Linked DNA regions of Homo sapiens: region 1 is linked to region 2. The links are chromatin loops, found by intact Hi-C in ENCODE. Cell type or tissue: endothelial cell of umbilical vein. All regions are shown on one strand. Links, peaks and the distances in the headings refer to the core of each region. The heading gives the core; the rest is flanking DNA.

What was found. A loop is a pair of places that touch in the nucleus more often than their neighbours do. Peaks named below come from ENCODE experiments on the same cell type or tissue, not always from the same donor. Only the 100,000 strongest peaks of a DNase experiment are listed, where the experiment ranks them.
Region 1: it touches region 2 in a loop (3-fold over the local background); 2 of 110 quality-filtered maps call a loop at or near these places.

The regions. Positions count from the first base shown.
Region 1 is chr16:77,397,790-77,408,182 of GRCh38, reverse strand. All of the region lies in intron 3 of ADAMTS18 (ADAM metallopeptidase with thrombospondin type 1 motif 18), which reads left to right. Among named protein-coding and RNA genes, the nearest start is that of ADAMTS18, 32 kb to the left of the region's middle. In endothelial cell of umbilical vein, for the core only: no CTCF peak of the experiment used is centred there; DNase peaks (open chromatin) are centred at 5,322 and 5,812; H3K27ac peaks cover 600 bases.
Region 2 is chr16:77,293,140-77,303,532 of GRCh38, reverse strand. ADAMTS18 (ADAM metallopeptidase with thrombospondin type 1 motif 18) reads left to right here. Exons shown (of 23, transcript NM_199355.4): 17 at 3,129-3,270; 18 at 6,118-6,244; 19 at 8,406-8,610; 20 at 10,275-10,393. LOC124903727 (a long non-coding RNA gene) reads right to left here. Exons shown (of 2, transcript XR_007065122.1): 2 at 1,571-4,643. Among named protein-coding and RNA genes, the nearest start is that of SYCE1L, 99 kb to the right of the region's middle. RefSeq lists an enhancer at 920-1,089. In endothelial cell of umbilical vein, for the core only: no CTCF peak of the experiment used is centred there; DNase peaks (open chromatin) are centred at 4,612 and 5,322; H3K27ac peaks cover 4,732 bases.

The DNA.
Region 1 (10,393 bases), core at 3,383-8,382, 100 kb before region 2:
TTAATCTAGAGTATGCTTGGTATATCATATAGTAAATCTGTGTCTCTCTGATGACTAAAGAAGTTGAGCAAATTTTTCACATTTACTGGACATTTAGATATCCTCTTTTGTCAAATATCTCCCTAAGTTTTTTGCCATTTTTCTATTAGATTTTTCTGGGTATGGCATCTCTTTGGATAATAGTATTTTCTTGTACATCCTGGTATGCCTTTTTATCCTTTTAATGGCTTTTTAATAATGAATCACTTTTTAAATTTTAATTTCTCGCAATTTATCAGTCTCTGGCTTCCTGTATTAAAATGCTTTCTTACATCCAAGATCATGAAAATATTTTCCAATGTAAAATTCTATAAGTTATATTTATTTGCCTTTACATTTAGTTTATAATCTGCTTGGAATTGAGTTTTTGGATGATAGGAAATGCAGGTCTAGCTACCATTTTCTCCCAATTGGAAATTCACCTGATACAGCATTTTATCAGAAAGACACTACAGGCACACTACATTGCTAGCTGATACTTGTCATAGGTGATTGTGTATGTGTTGGTTTGTTTCTGAGTTCTGTATTTTATTTCACTTTTTAAAAAAGTCTTTATTCTAATACCACACCTTATTAATTATGGTAGCTTTGTAACATGTCTTACACGTATTTAGGAGTATAAGTCCCTCATCTTTGTACTTTTGGATTGTCGTGACTATATTGTGTTCTTTGCATTTTAGCGTTAGTTTGCCAATTTCTACCAAAATTCTGCTGGGGTATTTATTTGGACTGCATTGAATTTACAGGCTAATATTTATGTTATTGCTTTTCCGTCTATGAACATGGTACATCTAATTTGGTTAAGTCTTAAATTCTTTTCAGTGGTGTTTTGTAGTTTTCATTATAGAGATCTTGCTCATTCTTAGATTGTTATTCGTGCCTGTTTGATATTTTTATGCTATTTAAAATGGAATAATTGTATTTATTTTCTAATTTTCTGCTACAGATAGGTATAAATAAAGTTGATTTTTGTATATAGACTCTTATTAAGAACACTCTCACTTATCAATTGTAGAAGTTTACTTATAAATTCCTTTCTCTTCAATTTTTATTTAGATTCAGGAGGTATATATGTGCAGGTTTGTTACATGAGTGTTTTGCATGATGTTGAGGTCTGGGGTATGAATAATCCTGTCACCCAGGTAGTGAGCAGAGTACCCAATAGGTAGTTTTTCAGCCCTTTCTCTTCTCCCTTCCTCTCCCTTCTAGTAATCCCCAGTGTCTAATTTTCCTACTTTATATCCATATATACCCAATGTTTAGCTCCCCCTTGTGAGAACATGCAGTATTTGGCTTTCTGTTTCTTTGTTAATTTGCTTAGGATAATGGTGTCCAGTTGCATTCATGTTGCTGCAAAAAAAATGATATTCTTTTTTATGGCTGTGTGTGTATGTACAAAATTTTATTTGTCCAGTTCACTATTGATGGGCTTTTAGGTTGATTCTGCGTCTTTGCTATTGTGTATAGTGCCGTGATGAACATATGAGTGCGTGTGTCTTTTTGGTAGAATGATTTATTTTCCTTTGGGTATATACCTGGTAATGTTATAAATTCTTTTCAGTTTTCTTAATATACAATCATGTTTCCTATGAATAATGACAGTCCTCCCCTTCCCCCAATCTTCATGGATTTATTTGTTTATTTATTTATTGTTTATTGTAGTGTCAAGGACCTCAAGTGTGGTGATAATTACAAGTGATAAAAGCAAGCATCTTTGTTTCAATCGTGATCTTGGAGGGCAAGATTTTATTTCACTATTATACATGATGTTAACTGTGGGTTTCTTTTGAGATACCCTCTATCAGATTGATGATAACACCTTTTATTTGTAATTCTCTAATAATTTATACCTATACATTATATTTTCAGCATCTATTTTGACCATATGATTTTTCTCTTTTTTTCCTCAGTAAATGGATTGGTTTTCCAAATGTTAAGCCAGCTTTGGCTTTCTGGTATAAAACTTACTTGGTTATGATGTAGTGTCACTTTTAGTCATTGCTAGATTTCATTTGTAAATTTTTAAGATTTCACATCTGTATGTTTGTGAGAAAATTTGGTCTGTAATTTTACTGTTGTACCCTTGTCAGGTTTGGGTATCAAAGTTAGACTACCTTCATAAAGTGAATTGAAAAATGTGGATTTTTTTTCTACTGCTTGCTTTGGGTTTAATATTTCTTTCATTTTCTTACATAGATTATTAGATCGTCACTTTCTCATCTTCCAACCCTGATATATTTGGAAGTAGGATCTGTGAGAGTGTAGTGAAGGTTAAATGAGGTCATAAAGAAGGGGCTCTAATCTGATAGGACCAGTGTGTCTTTATAAGAAGAGGGAGAGATACCAGAGATCTCCTTCTCTACCATGTGAGGAAACAGTGAAAAGGTGACCATCTGTAACCTAGGAAGTCAGCCCTCATCAGGAACCATAGTGGCCAGAGCTTCGATATTAGACTTTTTAGCCTCCAGAACTGTAAGAAAATAACTTTCTGTTGTATAAGCCACATGGTGTATGGTATTTTGTTAGGAAAGTCCTGGCAGACAATACAAGAGGTTAATCACTCAAGATCTCCCATCTATTAAAGCAGAGGAATAACTTTTGTAGGCTTAATACTGCTTTCTCACTTAGGAAAAGTTGAAATTAAGAACACACAGGAAGGGATCATTTCCTAAGGTTTATGTCCTCAACATCAAATTGAGTTGAAACTTGACTACAGGCCATCTGCTCATTCAAAGCATTACAATAAATCTGTCCTATTGATGATCAAAATGAGAGCTGAATTGGATGCAGGATTGGACATTGCAAGCTGTTCTCCCAAGTGGGATGGAAAGGTGCTCGAGGTATTGAAAAGGATTCTGCTGTTTCAGTTTGATTTTCATTCAGGATTGAAAAATTTTGAATGCAGTTGACCATGAGCTCCCTGTCTGGACATGAATTTGGATCCACTTAGCTGTCAACATGTGTCTGAGGAGTCCACATTTTCTCTCCCAGTCCCAGCCCAGGGGTGGCCAAGTGCTGCTTCAAGACAAATGCTCCCTTTGTCTGGATTTTAATGTCACCTTTAGTCAGAGCTGATCTGCCCAAAATCACTCTGAATTTTTTCCTCACCAGTGGCTAAGGTAATTAACAGCAGTGCTAAAAACATTCCCCCGCTCTGGGGGCTCTGGCCTTGTTAATTAAGACACTGTTCAAACATCCTTTTCAGCAAAAATTCTTCTGTGATACTCCCAGACTGTGTTAAGGATTCATGCTTTGAGCTCTTGGGGCTTATCTTTGTCATCATGCTGCACTGCAGTTACCAGTTTACTTGGCCATCTTCCTAGTAGATAAGGAACTTCTTGAGGATAGAGAGTGATTATTCTCATCTTTGCAGCTTCAGAGCCTAGCATAGAATCAGTCACCTTAGACGCAAAGGATCACAGAGTGCACTCTGTGAGAAATACATTAGAAAACAAGATGGACAGAATGACGTGGTTTGGGTTTAGGGAAGTTATATCCTTTCATTACACAAACAGAACAGACAAAACAGTCCAGCACTGTTAACTACTCCATCTACTATGTATTTGAGAGTCAAATTATGTTTGCTCTTATTTCCAGTGTTGATTCTTAGATGACATTTAGCCCCATAGTAAATTTTCTAAGATTTCCTTTCTTCTTTCTTGTAATTTTATTATGGCCATTGGTTCTGCAGACTTATAGAGAAGAACTTATAGAGAAATCCTAGGTATGTATGATTATATAGTACAGTGGAATTGAGGTTTGCACTCAAAATCTGTTTCCCCCCTAAATCTAATTTTTTGTGACCCTGAAAAGGTATCCTCCAAATCTATTTGCTTGTTGCCCTGAAAAGTTCCACCTTCCCTTTGGTCATAGGCATCTATTGGCTTGTGGAGTTTGATAATTGTTTTAGCAGAAATGCAGAAGTCAGTTCAAGCTCTTGATTTATTCATTCACGTTTTTTTGCTCCTCCACCTCCTCCTCTTCCTCCTGTTAGGAGACACAGTTGTCTTTAAAGGGCAAAGCTTTTTGTTTCACAAGAATTACCTTCTGAAGAATTTTCATATTGTACTCTGCAGAAAGCAGAGGAAAAGGGAGGAAGGGAGGAAGGGAGGACGGTAGGGAGGGAGGGAGGGAGGGAGGGAGGAAGGGTGGGTTGCTTCCAGTTTAAAACTCCAATTGTCATTCAGATCTCTGCTCCAAGGTCACACTCTTAGGAAAGCCTTCCTTCCCAGCCAACCCTCTTCTCCAACTAGATTCACTCAAGTCCCTTTGTTTTGTACTTGCATGGCATCGTGTCCCTTCCTTTCAAGTTACTTATTTGAAATTGTGTGATTCCTTGGTTATTTGTCTCTCACTAGACTGTAAGTGCTGTGAGGAGGGCTGTGTCTGATTTTTCCCAGCATCTCTGATGTATATGAATATTCAACATATCTATTTTGAATGAATGAATGACTCAGTCTCCCCTAACAGATAGTAAACTGGCTGAGACACACAGGTCATTTAGATGTTGTTCAGAGGACCTGACTAAGCCATCAACAGGCTCTATTCCAGGCAGAGGGGCAGAGATATTCAGAGGGCAGGGAACTATTACTATTGACTTTTAACTACATTGGTCCCTAAACCTTCTCTCCTCCCATTCTCTGATTTTCTATCTTTTCATGTCATATCATAGTGGGATGTGTAGTGAGTTAGAAGCACAGAGTCTGAGGATAGATAATCTTGAGTTCAAATACTGGCTCTGCCACTTGATAAAATTGTTGTGACATTGAGAAAGTTGCTTACTCTTCATACTGCCTACCTCCAAATTTCATTATGTGGATTAAATGAGGTGACTTAAAGGATGCTCAATAAGTGCTGGTCGTTATTATTAACAATTAGCCTAAGGATAAAAAAATTCTTTCTGGACTAATGGTACTAACACTTTCTTAATAATTAATTATTTTCTTTCCCACTTATCTATATGACCCTGGGTAAGTCATTTGACCTCTTTGTGCATCAGTTGCCTTAACTACAAATTTGACATTATTATCTGTCACATCGTTATAGTGAGTATGAAATTGCATTAACACAAGTACAAATGTTTAAACAGTACTTGGCACATAATAAGCGGTTAATATAGTGGCTACTGTTTGTTGTAATTTATGGTAATGGTGAAAAATTATTAATAATGTATCACCATGTGATTGCTGTCCGGCAGTTGCTCCATGTGTATTTGAGAGAGGTTGTGTTTCAGTGACATTTGGGGCATTTCCCATGAGGAAGCTGGACACAAAGGTAAAAAATTCAGGGCATTCAACCTTGGCTGGAGTTCTTGGTCTTGAGCCAGGTACCTTTTAAAAAGGCAGAGAGTTAGAATAATTTTGTAAAGATGAGACCTGGAAGTCAAAACTTTGCTTTTTGGAGGCCAACAGTGCTCATCCAGCCTTCACTTTGTTTTGTGAAAATGTATTTTCTATCATTAGTCTTTAATTATTCAAGTTGATCAAATGAGGGAAGGGAAGGCATGTAAATAAATCTTCTACTTAAAGTTATTTTTAAAAGTTATTTACATTCTGCCTAAATGTGGGACTTAAATTTGCTCGCAGAGTTGAAATCCCCATTAGTGATCTCGGCCACCGCTTACAAGTAGATTCAGTTTTTTCCTTCTCAACCTCAAATGCTCCAGGCCCCACCCAGGGATTTGCAGGAGCCTGGAAAAGCCCTCTCTATGTTAGAACCTAACACACGTAGAAGGGTGTTCCAGGACTATCGGGATAACAGACATTGCTGGCCCCTAGGCCTGCTTCCAGAAGAGGACAGGAGTGCTCAGAGGTGGAGGGACTGGACATCTGCCAGTGGAATATTCCTTTCACTGGGCAGGAAGCAAGTGATGGGTCATATTTTGTGCTGCAGCAGGAAACTTAGGAAATTGAGTATCTCATTATATAACTAAAGTTCTTTGTATACCTGTGTGTTTGCAACGGTTCTAGAAGGAGACCGAGTGTATTAGTCAGCGTTCCGTAGAAAAACAGAACCCATAGGACATACAATTAGGTAGGTAGGTAGCTAGGGAACTTATTATAGGGATTGGCTCGTGCCACTATGGAAGCTGAAAATTTCCACAATATGCTGTCTGCAAACTAGAGAACCAGAAAAGATAGTGATGTGATTTGACCTGAGTCCGAACACCTGAAACCCAAGGGAGCCAAAGGTGTAACTCTTACTCCAAGGCTGACAGCCTGAGAATGTGGGGGCTGCTGATGTAAGTCCTAAACTACAGAAGTCCAAGAACCTGGAGTGTGGATGTCCTAGGGCAGAAGAAGATGGATATCCTTGCTCAAGAAAAGAGAGCGAGAGAGAGATCAAATTCATCCTTCCTCTTCATTTTCGTTCTGTCTAGACCCTCAAGAAATTAGATGATGCTTCTCTGTGTCAGTGAGGGTGAATCCTCTTTAGTCTACTGATTCCCATGCTTTCTCTTCCTTAAATGCCCTCATAGACACACCCAGAAATAACATTTACCAGCTATCTGAGAATCCCTTAGCCCAGTCAATTTGATACATAAAGTTCATCTTCACACAGAACTTGTCAATTCTAGTGTAGAGATGGAGAGCATACTACAGTGACTGAGGCTCTGCAGCCAGAATTCCAAACCTGGCTTCACCATTTGGTGACTGTGGGATTTGGGCAAATTATTTAAATGTTCTGTGCCTTCCTTTCTATATCTCTGAAATGGAATCAGTAATATCATCCATTTCAAAGGAATGATGAATTAATTTCAGTAAAGGTCTGAAAATGGCATCTAGTACACAGTAAACATATTTGCTATTATCTTGGATTATTGTGGCTTGATTTATGTTACAATTTGGTTTCTTTCTTTCTTTTGTTGTTGTTGTTATTGTTGTTGTTTTGAGATGGAGTTTAGCTGTTTTGCCCAGGCTGGAGTGAAGTGGTATGATCTCGGCTCACCGCAACCTCTGTCCCTGGGTTCAAGCAATTCTCCTGCCTCAGACTCCTGAGTAGCTGGTATTATAGGCACCCGCCACCACGCCTGGCTAATTTTGTATTTTTAGTAGAGACGTGGTTTCTCCATGTTGGCCAGGCTGGTCTCAAACTCCTGACCTCAGGTGATCCACCCACCTCAGCCTCCCAAAGTGCTAGAATTACAGGCCTGAGCCACCATGCCTGGCAATTTGGTTTCTTTCAAAATAGAGCCTGAGATAAGAATTTTGGGTGCAGGTAGTTTATTTGGGAGGTGATCCCAGGAAGCAGAAGTGAGCAGACAGAGAGAATGAGATAAGGAAGGAACAACAGCAGTATAAGAATGCTTTCTAGAGGATTCTTCTGAGGGCACTGTGAGTTAAATTCTGCCATAATCTCTTAAGAACCACAGAGAGGCCAGGCGTGGTGGCTCACTCCTGTAATCCCAGCACTTTGGGAGGCCGAGGCAGGCGGATCACGAGGTCAGGAGATCGAGACCACGGTGAAACCCTGTCTCTACTAAAAATACAAAAAATTAGCCGGGTGCGGTGACGGGCGCCTGTAGTCCCAGCTACTTAGGAGGCTGAGGCAGGAGAATGGCGTGAACCCGGGAGGCGGAGCTTGCAGTGAGCTGAGATTGCACCACTGCGCTCCAGCCTGGGCGACAGAGCGAGACTCCGTCTCAAAAAAAAAAAAAACAAAACACACACACACACACACACACACAGACACACACACACACACACACACACACACACAATTCCCCCTGAAATAGGATGTTCACTGGGTTCTACCCTCCATTAATCAGGGGTAGTCCCAGGGGTCTTAACTCACTCCATCCCCAAAGGATGGCTGGAGGCTAAGTAGACTCTGGGATAGAAGAAAAGCATGGGGAACAGGTGCGAAGATATGTAATGCTGGCTCTAGGTGGGATGTGGTCTGCTGGAGGCAAGGCTGAGCTTAGCCTGAACTGTCTACTGCAGCTGGAGCTGAGATGTGAGGAGCCTATAGGGAATGGGTATAAGACCATGGAGGTCTTCTATGAGACCCCAAATTGGGGGGTAGATTTTCAAGTATGCAGGGTCAGAGATTCCATTTTAAATTGTATTAGCTTATTTGAGATATCTGGCTATGGGGCGTTGATTAACCAGTGCCACCATAGAGTTCTTGATCCTTGAAAGCCTTTTTGCTTATTTTAAAGAGCCCATACCTGGCAAGATGTTCATATAAGCCACTCTCTTCCTAAAGATAGACTCCTATAGGATTCCAGATTGTACAGACAAAGCTATCTGTAATTAGTTTATACTAGAGACTATTACTTAGGGACATTACAGTTATAGTTGTAAATATCATCATTAGTAGGAGTGGTAGTAGCAGCAGCAGTAGTGGTAATCAAGTCATGGTTGCATCCTGAATATAAGTCATGGTTGCATCCTGAATAGTAGCTATTGACATGTTTTGAATGCTTAGTGTAACCAAGGCATTTTACTACTTTGTGCTCGGCAGCATATTACTTGCAGCCCCAGACAACTCTATGAAGTGTATAGTGTTTTCTTCTCCATTTCTCGATTGAAACAGCAAAAGGTCAGGGTGATTAAGCAACTTTCTAGAACCCTAATACTAGCAAGTAGTAGTAGAGTCTCTTAATGAAAAGAAACAAAAGACATCACTTAGTTTTATCTTCTAGGGTAGGGAAACAACAACATAAAAACTTAAGTCAGAACTCCTCTAGCTTCTCTGAGGCTTTCTTTTAAGAGATAAATGCTTCATTCACCTGAATTTAAGTGAAAAAGAAGTGTCTAGTTCTAACTCTGGGGGATTGAGGTGCTAAGTGATGTCAGAAGGACTTGGTGTCTCTCCATCTCTCTGGCCTACTTTCCTCCTTGTCTGCTTCATCCTCACCATCCCCCACTGCCTGAAGTGGTACCTAGCCTTACTACCTATCAGTTAACAGTTTCAGACCAAAGACAGCAATGTGCACAGCGCTGGTGCCTTGGCTGGGATTGAGATAGCCTCATCTCTAAGCCTGAGTAAAGTGGCATCCCCCACACCTGGTGGTGGGTCTAGCTTCTAGCTGAATCACATGGAATGAAAGTGGGGTGGGAGGCATTTCCCACAAAGGATTGTTCCTTTTGGCCTGCAAGAAAAGATAGCAGTCAGGTCAGGATGCTGATGGCCACTGAACAGGATCATGTCAGTTCTATTTCTACATACCTAAGTAAATTATTTTTTGTATTTTCAACATCTCCCTGCAGCAGCTACCCTATGACGGTTTTTCTCATCCCACCCAAACATCTAGGTGCATATTTTCAGTCTTCTCTCTCTTTAGGTCTTAAACTTACACTTCTTAACACAGTTTCATCTGTTTTCTACCTACAACAGTAGCTGTCAACCATGGAGAATTTTGTACCCCAGGGGGTATTCAGCAGTGGCTAGAGTTATTTTAGGTTATCATATTTCGGGGTGTGTACTAAGGTCATCAAGTGGGTAGAGGCCAGGAATGCTGCTAAACTTCCTGTAATGAATGCACTGACAGCCCCCAACCCCCAACAGCAAAGACTTACCTGACCCAAAATGTCAACAGTGCAGAGACTGAGAAACCGTGATCTAGACCAATGCCTTAAAATGGTCGTTACCAAAGTTATCACAGCCTCCTCGTTGCAAAGGTGGTGGGTTGCTCTCAGGCTTTAGGTTATCTGACTTTTCTGAAGTGTCTGGCAGCTTTGATCACTGCCTTCTGGAAGCCCTCCGTTTCTCTGTCGTGTGTGATTGTTATACCACTCCCTGGGGTTCCTGCTCTTCTCTCTCTCTTTCTCTTTCTCTCTTTATTTATTTTTGTTGTTGTTGTTGTTGTTGTTGTTGTTTTTGAGACAGAGTGTCTCTCTGTTTCTCAGGCTGTAGTGCAGTGGCGTGATCTTGGCTCACTGCAACCTCTGCCTCTCAGGTTCAAGTGATTCTTCTGCCTCAGGCTCCCAAGCAGCTGGGATTACAGGCATGCATCACCACATCCGGCTAATTTTTGTATTTTTAGTAGAGACGATATTTCATCATGTTGGCCAGGCTGGTCTTGAACTCCTAACCTCAGGTGATCTGCCTGCCTCGGCCTCCCAAAGTGCTGGGATTATAGGTGTGAGCCACCATGCCCGGCCCTTCCTCTTCTTTAGATTACTTCTTCCTGATTTCTTACCCTTACCATCCTTTATATTGGGTGTCCCAAACTCAAATCCTAAGGTCAGGGAGGATACACAAGTAGGTAAAGCAATTTTGCTGTACATAGGACAACACAGAGGACCCTGTGGCAGACAGGGACAGGAGGCTACATCTCAGTAGGGAAGGTGCTTACTGTCTTCAGTTTTTCAGGATCAAGGTCCAAGTGTTGCCTGCTTTGAGTTTT
Region 2 (10,393 bases), core at 1,787-6,786:
TAAAGTAACACCATTTCTGATCTATTAAATATGAGTGTCTGTCAGAAAAAGAGAAGTCTAAAATGGCTCCAAGTTTTTATTTTGGCCTAAACAACTGGAAGGGTATTCCCTATGAGCAGCCTTTCAGGGAGGCAGAAAAAAGTTAGACATTGATATACTCTTAAGCATTCAAGTGGAGATGCCAAGTAGACAATGTAGTATGGAAGATGGGTGTCAGAGGCGGGGTGTCATCCGTAGCCATGCATCCAGTATGGTAGCCATTAGTCACACATGGTTATTTAAATTAAAAGGCTTTTGACTTCAACCACACGAGTGCATTTCAAGCACTCAGTAGCCATACGTGGGGCAACTACGGTGGTCACATCCTGGTGGAGATGAGGGGAGATGGAATCAGTGTGTAGTAAAGAACTTGGACTTGGAGCCAGGACAGGGCATCCTGAGTGACAGCAGGGGAGGAAGAGGAGGATACGGATACAGACACAGAGAAACATTTGACAATGGGAGATTGTGTGAGTTCCCTTCTTGTTGGTTGCATTGATAATTTTGTATGGTTGGCTTGAGTGAAGGTCTGGGGAAGCTTGACATGTGGTTGTTTTTGCTTAATACTGGTGACACTTTTATCATCACAGTCTTTTTCTTAAACACATTTTTTTTTCTTGAACACATCCTGCTGTTCACAGCAACATTTAAAAATGTTTTGCAGTGAAACCACAGGCCATGTATGGCTTAGGCTCTAGAATCTGTCTAAAAGGTGAAAGGGGAATATATTTCAAATGTCTGTTGAAAATTTGTCAAACTACTTTTTTAATCAGCAGAACATAAGTCCTAGAAGCTCAAAAGGCAAGAACTAATGTTCTTTTATATTTTCTTTGCGTTTTTATTGGGGATCTGTTCCCCTATGGCAGAAAATATTAGGATCTAGTTTGAATGGGAGGAATGGGGTGATACTAGAAAGTGCAGTTGAGTAAGTTAATTTCTTTCTGTATAGCATTTATACTTAAGCTTGCCCCTACTATGTGCGTATGTGTGTGATGCGACCTCTTTGTACTGCAATACCATTCTGCCTTGTGGGCCTTAGCGCACTGTAACTCTTATGCATTGCACTCACATTGTATTGCCACACAAGTAAATACGGTACAGTGCATAATTTTCTGTGGTACAAGGTCTCTGCATTTTTGTTGCATAAAAAAAAGGCAAAATAAGTGCTACATTTGAAATACTGCTTTAACCGAATATGAAATTGAATTATTAACCAGCATCAGGATCATCTTCTGAATGTAAAACTGCTCTCACAATTCTAGTTTGACCATGAATAAAACTGTAAAGTTTCTGTATTTACTTAATATCAGATGAAAACATTAACAGAAACACTGCAGGAAAGCATACTATTTATTCAAAAATACTGTGGAAATAAGGAAAGCATAGTATTTATTCAACATGTGTGAAATGTTGTGTTAAGTTGAACACAGGGTTCCAAGAACAGCTGTATGACTTAGCTGCGAAAGTTAAAAAAAAAAAAAAAAAAAAAGCAAAGACTAGAAAGATCTTCAAAATAAAAGACTCCTAAGACTTTGATTTCAAGATTTTTTTTTATTGGCAACTGATAACTGGGCATTTGTTCATGTAATGGTACTACCTGTTGTGTTTTGTATTGATTTGGTTTTGGATGGGGGAACACAGATCCATCTATTAACATTTGATTATTTCTAGGAGGCATCGAGATTTGTTTTGTTGCTCTACAAACTGATGTGTACACCATGGAATCTTAAGAGTTAGTCATAATACTCCTGGAGACATTTAAGCCAGTAGCAAAATAGAAGTCATTTTGTACCATCCTAAAGAGTGATCTGGTGAAATGAAGGGCCTTGAACAGCTGCCACCCACCAAACTCTAATGGAGGTGGGATCCCACCCGAGGGAGACAGAGCCAGGGGTTCCTATTTTTTAACTGGCAATCAGCTTTGCCTCTTGGGCATGAATGCCCAGTTCTAGTGGTAAAGAATTTTCCACAAGATTCATGGAGTGGGAAAGAACCAGCTATTTATATTCATGCTTTCAGCTTGGAAAAGAAAAAAGAAGAAAGAGGAGTAGTTAAGAGGGCATTAAGAAGGCAGACAGATGCTTTTCCTACATCAAAAACAAGGTGATACATTGCATTGTGTAGGCACATTTTGGTTGGTGGCTTTACTTAAGCTCAGTCCCTAGTCACTTGTGTGATCTTGCACAAGTTCTTTCTCTCCAGTTTTTTTTTTTTTCAATGAAAATATAGGCAGCTACATTATAGAGTTGTTAGAAGAATGTTTTATGATGCATTAAGAATGGCTGCAGAGTGCTTGGCACTTGGGAAGTGCCCAATATGTGATTGCTCTTATTTTAGTAGTCAGACTTTATGGGATCAGATTTATCCTAAGTTGTTGCCTTTTTGGAGGTTAAGTCTATTCTAATGCATGTATTCCAATTGCTGATTCTGAACATGTTTCTTTTCTTCTTATCTGCTCATCCTAGCACACAGTTAACAAATTCTCTTTGGGAAAATTTTCTATGGAAAGTATATTGGAAACACATTTGGATTCTGAAGTTGATGATAGCAACTCTAAGTGGGGGTATTCTGTGGGTTTTGGAGTGTTTCCCTTGTTTCAACTTCCACTAGCACCCAGGAGAGAGCTTGTAAATTGTGACCTAGGATAGATCATAAAAATATATATATGTAGATTCAGTTTTAACTATTTTCTGTAGGGTACGACTATGTGTGTTCACCATGCTAGGTTTTTAAGTTAGGGTTTAGACCCAACAGTATAACCTTTCTTTCTTCTTTATGATACATATATGTGTGTGAGTGTGTGTGTGTATGTATGTGTTTGTGTATACGTTATGGGCTTATGGCAAATGTCAATCGTGTTTTGCTCTTTAGCATCTACCTAAATCACAGTTTTGATAACATGAAGGGACACATTTTAAAGTGTCCTGGGAAAGCTTTAAGTCAACATAAAACATACTTGGGAACAATGAAGTATACCAATGTTAAGGTCAAAATGTCATGTAAATATCTTTAAAATGTTCAGTAAGATTTCTGGAATTCCAGGGTCTGACCTGTATCTTGATCTCTGATTTTTATCTTACACTGTCCAGATTCTGATGCAAGGCAAAAATCCAGGGATAGCTTGGAAGTATGCACTTCCCAAGGTCATGAATGGAACTCCACCAGCCACAAAAAGACCTGCCTATACCTGGAGTATCGTGCAGTCAGAGTGCTCCGTCTCCTGTGGTGGAGGTAGATGATTTTCTCATTCTGTCTCCAAAGTCTGTCTCTCTTAAAACAGGTTCTTTCACTCCAGGCGTCTTTAACATAATATGGTTTAAATAAGCCACCCAAGAACTGTCTTTTATGAGAACCATCACCATAAAAGCAAATATTATGGCATTAGTTAAGGGTTTTCCTATGTGGTAAGGAATCAACTCTCACAAAGCTCAAATCAACCACAACCAAGGCTCAAAAGTTACACATCTAAAACTTATGGGAAAAACATATAAAATATATTGAATTATTTACAAATAGAAGCATATTTATATTATATATATATGTTTAATTTTCAGCTTTTAGTTTCCGCCAGTCTTGGCTTTTCTGTCATTATTAACCTTCCATTTGGAAGTTATAAAAGCTAGGGTCAAGGCAAGTGAGGACGCATACATGGCAAACTTAAGATGTCTATCTGAAACATGGATATCCCCTCAGGGGTAAGGTCAGCAAAGGTTCTCTCACTAGAGGAATGGATTAAATCTGAGACAACCCTTGCAAGGAAGGAACAACAGCAACCATCTACTGGGTGAGTAGAAGGAAGGCGTTTTATTTAGATGTGAACAATGTCACATATTTGGGGGTTAAACCATTGTCACACTTGCTCATTTGGGAGGAAGAACAAGTGCCCAAAATAAGTTCCTGAAACCACAGCATGAATGTTGGTCTCTCATTTCCTATTATTCAGAGCACCTGGTGACAGTGAGACTTCCTACTGGTTCCATCCCACTAAGCATAATAAGGCTTAGAATCAGAGACAGAGCAAAGATACAGAAAATGAAGAAATTCTTATGTCTGAAAGGCCTATCTGTAGGTCCATGCTAATTAACAAAGTATGAAAAAATACTTTTTTAGGATACATATATAAAATAATTAAAAGGTAATACATTTTCTAGTAATACCCATTTTAAAAGCAATGGGCTATTAAGAAGAAAGGTAATCCCCATAATTTGTAAACAGGCAATAGCCAATGTTAATATTTTGATCTATATCATTTGTTTCCCTAGGCACATGTAAGCAAACATGTGTTTGACAGACTCACATACCGTGAGTATCATTTTGTATCCCTCTGTACTGAAATCATGTTATAGACATCTCTTCACACTGTTTCATTTAGTCACAGATTATGAGGTCTTTCTCATATCCAGTGTTTCTTGAGAACATTTCCAATAGCTTTCTGGTATTCCAGGGAGAGCACAGTGCCTTGGGAAGGAGAGAAGTTTGATTTGCTTTCCACTTACAGAATCTAAATCCAGCCAAGAGGAGGATGCAGAGGAAGCCAGTTGTGAAATTCTCGCCTTGCCCTGCCTTAGCAACCCCTTCGCATGACTCACAGACCCTGGTGTGTCCTGTGTCCAAGAGAAAAAGAATTCAGATGAATAAGTCCTATTAAAGTCAACGGTTAACTTCAAGGAATGTTGATTTTTTGTTTTTGTTATTTTTTCTTGAGATAGGATCTCACTCTGTCACCCAGGCTGGAATGCAGTAGCACAATTACGGCTCACTGCTGCCTCGACCTCTGGGGCTCAAGCCATCCTCCTACCTCACCGTCCTAAGTAGCTTGGACTGCAGGTGCCTGCCACTATGCCTGGCCCGTTTTTTTCTTTTTTATAGAGATGGGGTTTTGCCATGTTGCCCAGGCTGGTGTCAAACTCCTGGCCTCAAGCAGTCCGCCTTCCTTGACCTCCCAAAGTGCTGGGATTATCAGTGTGAGCCATCGTGCCCGGCCTTGATGTGGTTTTCGTAAGTGCCTCCTGAAAGCAAACCTGCTTCAGCCCCAGGAGCTGGACTAACTGCTAATCATTATAGCAGGAGTGACTTATTCTTTCTCAGATTATATTTGAAGACAAAGTTCCAATGTAAATAAAAAACACAATTCAAAGGGGAGGCAGCATCTCTATTTGGGGAACTAAAAAATACAATTATTCACACATTTTTAAAAAAATATATGCCCCTGATAAGAAGTCCTGAAATTAATGTTGAAAGCAAGGCAGTGGGATGCCACTAAGGAAGCAAAAGCAGAGGCCGGGTGCAGTGGCTCATGACTATAATACCAGCACTTTGGGGGCTGAGGCCGGTGAATCACTGAGGTCAGGAGTTCAAGACCAGCCTGACTAACATGGCCGTCTCTACTAAAAATACAAAAATTAGCTGGGTATGGTGTCACACACCTGTAATCCCAGGTATCTGGGAGGCTGAGGCAGGAGAATCGCTTGAACCCGGGAGGCAGAGGTTGCAGTGAGCCAAGATCACGCCACTGCACTCCAGCCTGGGCGACAGAATGAGACTCCATCTCAAAAAAAAAAAAAAAAAAAAAAAAAAGCAAAAGCAGAGCCCTGGCTGATAGGTTTTAATACATATTTAGTGAGTTCTACTCTTTGCTTTTATGTGCCCCATGCTCTTAAGAAGTATGAGATATTTCATGTTAAGGCAAAATCTTAGGGTTTCCATATATAACTCACGAATGGTTTTTCTTTGAAGAACATTAATCTGATAATAAAGTTTGCCTGGGATGTTACCCTTTATAGTCATTCTGTTTTCAAAAGGTTGTATTTATCAATTTATGGTTCTAGTATCCACATCAGTCTTGAAAACCAATAATCTACATGTTACAATTATTAAAATATAAAATATATTATTTTAGGGAGGGGAATGGAATTCAAATTAGTTGCAAATTTCATCAAAAGGAAGCGTTCCACAAAATATTTGGATTCCATATCTGAAATAAAATATCACAATGCTGGTAAATCAGAAGCTAAACTTAGAACCAAATTGAAATAATAATCTGTAATTTTCACTTTGTCACTTCTGATGTCTTACCAGGTTACATAAATGTAAAGGCCATTTGCTTGCGAGATCAAAATACTCAAGTCAATTCCTCATTCTGCAGTGCAAAAACCAAGCCAGTAACTGAGCCCAAAATCTGCAACGCTTTCTCCTGCCCGGCTTAGTAAGTCATTTGGAAGTGTCTTTTTGTTTAGTTTTGTACTTGTATGCCTTCATTGTTGTTATGAGATGATGAAAGCTCACTGTGAATACTGCTAATGGAAAGTGATTCAAAGGTAGACGCAATACTTTAAAAAGTAATAGAAGATGATGAGCTAGGCATGGTGGCACGTGTGTGGTCCTAGCTACTTGGGAGGCTGAAGAGGGAAGATCAGTAGAACCCAGGAGTTCCAGGCTCCAGTGAGTCATGATTGTGCCACTTACATATTAGCCTGGGTGAAAGAGTGAGATCTTGTCTCTAAAAGAAATTTTTTTAAAAAAGATGGTTGAAGTTTACATTTGAGTTGAAAAATACAAATTTACTTTTGGTACTCACTTGACTTTGGCTTGATAGCCAGGAATAAATTTACTGGCTATTTAAAAGCAAGCTTGCTTGGGATATGAAGACCTCTTTTTTTTTGGAGGGGAGGAGGAACAAGGAGTCTCACTCTGTTGCCCAGGCTGGAGTACAGTGGCCTCATGATAGCTCACTGCCACCTCTGCCTACTGGATTCAAGCAATTATTGTGCCTCAGCCACCTTAGTAGCTGGGATTACAGGTGCACGTCACCACACCTAGCTAATTGTTGTATTTTTAGTAGAGACGGGGTTTTGCCATGTTGGCCAGGCTGGCCTCAAGTGATCTGCCTGTTTTCAGCATCCCAAAGTTCTGGCATTACAGGCGTGAGGTGCTTTTTTCTTTTAACCTTTGCATAGGGATTCCTCTTCTCTGAATGGAATCAGACAGATATTTAAATAACACAGAATCCTAAATTAGTTCAATTTGCGTGCGGTTGTGTGCCTAACTTTTTTGTAAATGGTCCAAGAATTTAAAAATCATAATATTATGCGGGCCATGAAACCCCAAATGCAAAATTACACAGTAGCAAGACACAAAATAAAAAGAATGGGGTATAGGCCAAGTGGTAACTCCACCGCTGATGATGGCAGCCTTGGAGGGGCTCAGTGAGTTTGTTCTTGGATTGACTTTAGCCACACTATTGTTTGAAGACTAATTTTAAGTAATCTTCCCAGTTAAAGGGAGTCTCTTTCATGTGATTTATCTTCTGCCAAATATATTTATATAAAATGGATGGGAGTTTCTTCTAAAGCAGTGTTGCATTCACCAATGTTTTAGATCATCTTCATAAGTAGTGTTTGGTTTGTGGTGATGCAATCGTATTACACAATCTTTATATATAAAGATGTGCGTATATGTGTGTGTATATATATATACACACACACACTTTTTTTTTTCTTGTAAATAATAGTGCATTTGTCATAATCTGAGGCTGAGGCAGGAGAATCACTTGAGCCTGGGAGGCAGAGGTTGCAGTGAGCTGAGATCGAGCCATTGCACTCCAGCCTGGGCAACAAGAGCAAGACTCCATCTCAAAAACAAAAAAAGTTTCAATTGATAACCGTTCAAATATATACCAAGTCTCAGACAGATAGCTATTAAAAAAAAACTGGTCTGGCAAATTTTAAAGAAAATGAAGGTAGGTATTTAACCTATCACTAAATTCAGGTGTAATCAGAAAAGTAATTTGGGGAAGTACCCACTTAAAAATATCCTCTGTGAGACCTTCTCTAAATGTACCCCTCTCTCCTGCACAAACCTCCCTCTCTTTCTCTCTCATTGATGACTGTTCCATGAGCCTCCTCATTGTATTTTATGTTGACTTCCATTGCAGCACTTATCAGAAAGTACTGTCTTTATTTGTTCACATATCCACCTCTTTACTGTGTTATAGGCTCCTTAATGGAAAGAAGGCTGCTGCCTTAATTTTTCTAATCCTAATGCTTAGGAGAGTCCCTGACACATAGTTAAAATCCCAACAAATTTGGCTCAATGAATTGTGCAGATTTTAAAGTGGCATGTATTTCTTCTCATGCAGAGGCGGGAGTATATTTGTAGAACTGTGGGATGATTAAATGTGATTATTTATATCTCAATCACATTAGTATAAGCCTCTGGATCCCTCAAAGAACAATTAGAATAACTTATCTTATTGGTTCTGAAATTGATTCATGGCTTCCATAGGTGGTTTACCTTTCACAGTAACTGCTTTGGAAGTTATCATACAAAGTTTGGCTTCATTGGTAATGTTTGTTTTGCACTGAAAGCTGGATGCCAGGTGAATGGAGTACATGCAGCAAGGCCTGTGCTGGAGGCCAGCAGAGCCGAAAGATCCAGTGTGTGCAAAAGAAGCCCTTCCAAAAGGAGGAAGCAGTGTTGCATTCTCTCTGTCCAGTGAGCACACCCACTCAGGTCCAAGCCTGCAACAGCCATGCCTGCCCTCCACAATGGAGCCTTGGACCCTGGTCTCAGGTAACAGGAGAAAACTTGGGAGTTACTATTCTCGGTCCCCATGAAGGCAAAAGTAGAGGTGTCTTTGCTCTCCACTGGGCTCTTGGCAGTTTACATGTTCATGGAAATCACCCTGAGTTCATGTGCCTGGGAATCTGCATTTTAACTAATGTTCTTTAGGAAATCTGAAGTTTTGGCACCCCTCTCCCAGAGCTTAGAATCCTCCTTAGAGGAACAGAAATTGGAGTGTGGGGGCCATTTAGGCCAGACTCGTGAGCACAGCTAGAAAGGATTCCAGTATCAGAAGACTGGCTACTGAATTCTCCAAAGCAAATGGGAAACGCAAATACAAAGAATGAAGCATCGAAGAGATATTTAACTCTTGCTTCAATGGGAAAGAGGTAAAGTTAGAAGAATACAGAGAAAAGTAGGGCATAAAGTTTGCTATGGTCACAAATTCCCAGTGAAAGCCATAAAATTTTAAAGTTAGAAGGGACAGAGAGCTACCTTGTCGTTCACAGCTCAGAATTCCCTCTAAAGCAAAGGTTCTCAACCGTGGGTAAGTTTGCCTACCAGGAGACATTTTGATGTCACAACTTGGGGAGATGAGTGCTCCTGGCATCTAGTGGGTAGAGGTGAATGTCCTACACAGCCCAGGCCAGCTCCTCACCACAAAGAATTATCTGATCCAAAATGTCAGTGGTGCTGAAGGGAAGAAGCCCTTCCCTACAGCTTCCCTTGCAGATGATAGCTCAACCACTGCTCAATCACTGCTGGCAAACAAATTATGGGGAAGAATGAAAAAACGGCAAGAGTTTTACCACCTGAACCATGGGGCCAGGTAGCAGCCACTGATGACAGTTCTTCTGTGTTTTCCTTTAGCGTATATTACATGCTGGAGGGTGCTGCTTTCTGATTAATTTCAGCAATACACTACCAGAGGTCAGAGTAGGGCTTTATTTTTTAATGTTAGGACATATCTGTTAGCACAAGGGTCCCCAACCCCCAGGTCATGAACAAGTACCTGTTTGTGGTCTGTAAGGAACTGGGCTGCCCAGCAGGAGATGAGCAGCAGGCCAGCATCACAGACTAAACTCCACCTCCTGTCAAATCAGTGGCAGCGTTAGGTTCTCAGAGGAGTTTGAACCCTGTTGTGAACTGCACAGGTGACGGATCTAGGATGCATGTTACTTATGAGAATCTCATGCGTGATGATCTGAGGTGGAACAGTTTTATCCCCAAAGCACCACCCTGCCCGTCCATGGAAATACAGTGTTCTGCAAAAGCCGACCCTGGTGCCAAAGAAATTGGAGACTGATACGTTAGGGAATTAGGGGTCAGGAGGGAGAGAGAATATTTTTGAGCTTGTTTAGGGGTTCTTTCAAATGAGAGAATATATTCCTTTATAGCAGAGGGTAAATCTAAATAGTACATGGTGTTGAGTCTAGTCTCTTTCTTTGCAGTTAGCAATATAATTTACAGAAAGAATTCAAATAATTGTTTTAGCCAGATATGTATGGTGGGTAATGGGAATGGGGGTGGTTAAGTAGATCTCGTAAAAAGAGCTTTAGTTCATGGAGTTTATCCCACCTTTCACAGGAATATATTTAGTGTGTTGTTTTTTTTTTTAATGTGGCTACTGAAACCTAATGGGAATGCAAATAGAACTTTTTTGTCTTCTCAAGTGTTCCAAGACCTGTGGACGAGGGGTGAGGAAGCGTGAACTCCTCTGCAAGGGCTCTGCCGCAGAAACCCTCCCCGAGAGCCAGTGTACCAGTCTCCCCAGACCTGAGCTGCAGGAGGG